2 separate regions of the Homo sapiens genome follow, and region 1 is linked to region 2. A link is an interaction called in ENCODE POLR2A ChIA-PET data of the cell type or tissue named here. Cell type or tissue: endothelial cell of umbilical vein. All regions are shown on one strand.

Evidence for each region. Peaks named below come from ENCODE experiments on the same cell type or tissue, not always from the same donor. Only the 100,000 strongest peaks of a DNase experiment are listed, where the experiment ranks them.
Region 1: POLR2A ChIA-PET joins it to region 2 with 5 read pairs; 2 of 35 experiments call an interaction of 5 or more read pairs at or near these places.

The regions. Positions count from the first base shown.
Region 1 is chr3:4,354,603-4,357,102 of GRCh38, reverse strand. It overlaps a transcript of SUMF1 not described here. Among named protein-coding and RNA genes, the nearest start is that of SETMAR, 52 kb to the right of the region's middle. In endothelial cell of umbilical vein, no CTCF peak of the experiment used is centred here; DNase peaks (open chromatin) are centred at 1,022 and 1,262; H3K27ac peaks cover 399 bases.
Region 2 is chr3:4,551,711-4,554,210 of GRCh38, reverse strand. All of the region lies in intron 4 of ITPR1 (inositol 1,4,5-trisphosphate receptor type 1), which reads right to left. Among named protein-coding and RNA genes, the nearest start is that of ITPR1, 60 kb to the right of the region's middle. In endothelial cell of umbilical vein, no CTCF peak of the experiment used is centred here; no DNase peak of the experiment used is centred here.

The DNA of each region.
Region 1 (2,500 bases), 200 kb after region 2:
TATGGAGGAACAAAGGAAGTAAAAAATCTGATCTGGGATGTAGATTTCTCCATCAGTCGACTTTAAGGTGGGCAGTGTCTTTGCAGCATCTTTATCTGCACTCAGTTTTTCAGAGCTTAACACACTGGAAAGTGTAGCAGTTCTTGAAGCCACTAAATAAATCACTAGATTTAGGAAGTGCAGAGCCAGGCAAGACGTGTGAACAGGTGAAGCAGGCTGGGCATGAGCGAGGCCTGTTCTAAGCGTGCTGCCACTGCTCTGTTCTCGTCCATGGCTGCCCTGCAGAAATGTCAGCCTGGAGTTGCTCAGTTATCCAGTTTCCAGGACTGGCTGGATGTTTGCATTTTTGTGTGAAGCCTTCTGAGTTTTTAATGTTGGCAACCAACTAATATTTTTAAAAAGCAAACACTGTGAAGACCTAATAAATTGCTTCTGCAGCCCCGTTTCATCTGCGGGGTGCCAGTTTGCATTTGCAGCCTAGATTATGAAGAGTTGATACGTTTCACAGAGCAAAAAAAAAAAATTGTATGTATTTATTTCTGAAGAGTGACTGATCAAGTAAGTAATGTACTAGCAAGAAATGTATAAATGTAAGAAAGGGTCGTGGCTTGCCCAGGGACCTCATCTCGCCTAGAAATGCCTTATGAGACTCCTGTCCTCTGTCCCCACGCTGTCCCCACGCTGTCCCCACGGAAAACCATTTAACAGCCATCGGTGATCTCAGCAGAGCCACTGGCAGCCCATTTTCATTAACTTGAGCACTTATGGCTAAGTTTGCAGATTAGTATCAGAGAATAGCAAAATTTTAATTTATTGACTGTTGATTTAATTTTATTTGTTAAAACTTAATTCTCTGGATACAAACCACCCTAGAGCAGGCCTCATTTTTATAGGTTTTCCAGAATCAGTTGTGCTATTAGTGAAAGCTAGCCTTTGTTGTTTCAAATGCTTAAAACACCATGGAAATTATTAACTCCGAGAGCCTCAGATGGAGCTTTGGCACGTGGCCAGAACTTCCTTCCTCTGACTTGTGTTTAGACCATTAGAGCAAGAGTTTAATTAATTTTTTGATTAAGCAAAATCATTACAGACAATATTCAGGTAGGCTGTAAAATGAGAAATGCTCTTTCCTGAAACTTGCCCTATTTAGGATTGGAAAGTTCAAGGGATTAGTACCAAGGGGGCGGAATTTTTCAGCTTCAGATCAGATTCTAATCTGCCCCCAAAGTAATTGACCCCAGAGTCATCATTATGAGAAGGCTGGTTGGGCCTTTGGAATTAGTCACAGTTGTCAGGGAAGAAGGCGATTCCAGTTCAGAGTAATTGAAGGTCAGATAGGATTGCTCTCCCGCCCTTGGGTCTGGGCCATATTTGACAAACCCCTTGTTTTCTTTGCCGAGGGGAATGGAAGACTGATCAGAGCAACTCTTTTCTAGCATATTAGCTTGGACCTCAACAGGGTAATGCTAGAAGCTGTGAATGAACACTTAGGGGAAAAGTGAAACCACTAACAGACTATCAGAAGAGCAGAGATAAGGCTTTCCTTGTCAGGTGGCACTGATAAAAGGTTCACCTACATTTACTTTGGTGCCTGTGGTGAAGAGCCATTGGTTGCATTTTCAAAGTCCACAATTTTTCTCTGCTCTACACCTTTGCCAAATAAGATTTTATTTATTTACCTTTAAATGACATGGGAAGGATGTCGTTTTAATCTCTTCAATCACTGTCTTTTATTTTTATTTTTCTGAGACAGAATCTTCCTCTGTCATCCAGGCCCGAGGGCAGTGGTGCAATCATGGCTCACTACAGCCTCTACCTCCTAGGCTCAGGTGATCCCCCCCACCTCAGCCTTCTGAGTATCTGGGACTACAGGCACATGCCACCATGCCCAGCTAGTTTTTTTTATTTTTTATTTTGTAGAGATGGAGTTTTTCCATGTTGCCTAGGCTGGTCTTGAACTCCAGGGCTCAAGCAATCCACTTGCCTCAGCATCCCAAAATGCTGGGATTACAGGCGTGAGCCACTGTGTCCGGCGTCACTGTCTTTAAAAGGCAGTTTAGCATCGTGGGTAGAGAGCCTTGGGATAAGATTGTCTGGGATCATATCCCTGCACCACCACATACGTAACTGTGCCACTGTAAGGCAAGCAATGTCCTCTAAGGTAAAATGGGAATAATAATACCTACCTTGTGGGGTTGTGGGGAGATATGAGAAAATGCAAAAATAAAGTGCTTAGCACAAAGTACTTGGATAAGTGCTTCCCAGATACTGGGATAAGTGCTTCCTAGGTACTTGTTCCTGTTATAAATATGACTATTAGAAGCAAAGGAGCAGGAAGGTACTACCAGATGGTCCTGGGCAGCCATGGAGTTACAGCCACAGAGAAGAGGACAAAATGGGCTAAGAGTAAGAAAGAACAAAGAGACTGCATAGAAAAGCTTAACCTTGACCCCCATATCAAACATTAAAAAAGAAAAAAGCTGGCATGATTAATCCCCAA
Region 2 (2,500 bases):
GTGCCACTCAGTGACTGTTACCTTGGGCAAGATACTTAAACTCTCTGAACCTGTTTCCTCACCAATAAGATGGGATTGCCCTCACTGCTAAATGAAGTAATGAACATAATACATTTAGTGTAGTAAGATACCAATAAAGGTTCTTTTTAAAATTAATAATAGTAGTAAGGCTGGGCGCGGTGGCTCACACCTGTAATCCGAGCACTTTGGGATGCCAAGGAGGGCGGACTGCTTGAGCCCAGGAGTTTTCAAGACCAGCCTGGGCAACATGGCAAAATCCTGTCTCTAAACAACTAAAAAATGTTAGCCAGGCTGGGCGTGGTGGCTCACGCCCGTAACCCCAGCACTTTGGGAGGCCAAGGCAGGTGGATCACCTGAGGTCAGGAGTTCGAGACCATCCTGGCCAACATGGTGAAATCCCGTCTCTACTAAAAATACAAAAATTAGCCAGGCGTGGTGGTGGGCACCTGTAATCTCAGCTACTCAGGAGACTGAGGGAGGAGAATCACTTGAACCTGGGAGGCAGAAGTTGCAGTGAGCTGAGATCATGCCATTGCACTCCAGCCTGGGCGACAAGAAGGAGACTCTGTCTCAAAAAAAAAAAAAAAAGAAATTATCCAGGCGTGGTGGCACGCGCTTGTAGTCCCAGCTACTCAGGAGGCTGAGGTGGGAGGACTGCTTAAGCCCAGGAGGTAGAGGTTACATTGAGCTGAAATCGTACCACTGTACTTCAGCCTGGGTGACACAGCAAGACCCTCCCTCAAAACAAAATAATAATAACAATAGCAAGAACAAACTTCAAATGTCTTAGTCAATCAAAGACTTCAAAATCTGGTACCAATAAACCACTTAAGCCTCAACCTCACACACCCTGTCTATCTGTCAAAAAAATCATAGCTGGAGTCTGCCCATCTGTGTCTTTGGTCCTGTAATTCACTGTAGAAAAATGTCCCACCCCTCTATCCCAACCCTCACTCCATTCATGTTTAATGCCCGCCCATCCTTTGTTGCCCGGCTTAATATGCCTTCTCCGTAAGTTTTTCTACTCATGACATCACCTCCCACCACAATAAACTTCATCTGTGGTCCCATGGCACTTTAAAACAGCACCTCATCTATTCTTTATAGTGCACTCATTCAACATGCTTTTGTGATGAAAGACACATCTGTTTTCTGACAGATGTTTCACTTTGTGTTGGGGATGCTGGGGTCAACGAGAAAGTCCCTACCCACAATCTAGCAGCGGAGTTAGGCATAAAATAAATCATTACTGTCACATTGTGAAATATATATTTGGTCTTTGACCCTGTTTCCTGGCATACAACCCCTAAAATCCTCAGAAATGCCAAAGTGATGTCTTTTGCATGCTAATGAGTTGACTGGTAGCTGGCAGCCCCCAGGCAGCTTCTAGATGGAGCTGGTCACCAGAAAAAAACAAGGCAGGATTAGAGGGTCCAGCTTTCAGCCCAGAAAGAGGAGAGGGAAGAGAGGCTGAAGGTTAAGTTGATCACCAATGGCCAATGATTTAATCAATCATGCTTACATAATGAAGCTTCCATAAAAACCCAAAAGGACCAGCTTCAGATAACTGAACATGTGGAGGCAGACAAGATGGTGAACAAGAACTCATCCACCCACTGGGAGGATAGTGGGCCCCAACTCCATAGGAACAGAAGCTCCTACACTCAAGACCCTTCCAGACCTCACCCTGTGTATCTCCTCCTCTGGTTATCTGTATCCTTTGTAATATCCTTTATAATAAATGGGTAAACATGCTTCCCTGAGTTGTGTGAGCCACTCTAGCAAATTAATCCAACCCAAAGAGGTGGTCATAGGAATCCAAACTTAAAGCCAGTCAGTCAGACGTTCCAGAGGCCCAGACTGGTGTGTCAGGTGGGAGGTGGGGCATTCTTGGGGGCTGAGCCTCCAATCTGTGGGATCTAATACTATCACCAGTTAAACATTAAAATAGAAGATACCCAGCTGTTGTCTGCTGCAGAATTGATTGCTTGCTTGGTGATGGGGAGAATTTCCCCCACCCCGTTTGTCACAGAAATCTGTGTTGACTGCTGTTGAGTGAGAGACTAGAAAAAGCACTTTGAGTTTGTTTTTTTCCACAATCAGAATTATCCAAATAATTTCTGCATTAGAACTGTGATAAGCATCCTAAACAAAACAGATAAAAATACAAATGGGATTACTTCTGCTATCCTGAGACCTAGATTAAAGACAAGCCTGTTTCACATGGAACCTCCAGAGCATATGTAATAAATGTTCGTTAGAGTCAATCAAATTATCTTTTCTATTAAAAGTTAACTCATTTGAGAGTAGGGACCTTGCCTCAGACAGCAGAGATGTAGTCAAAAAATAAGATACGACTGGTTGCAGCTATTGCTTGTTGACTTACCAGCTATATAACTTAAGCCGACTTCTCTGATTTCAGATTCTTCATGTGAATAAGAGAATAAGCCTTTAGAAACTGTTAAAAGTACTATATACA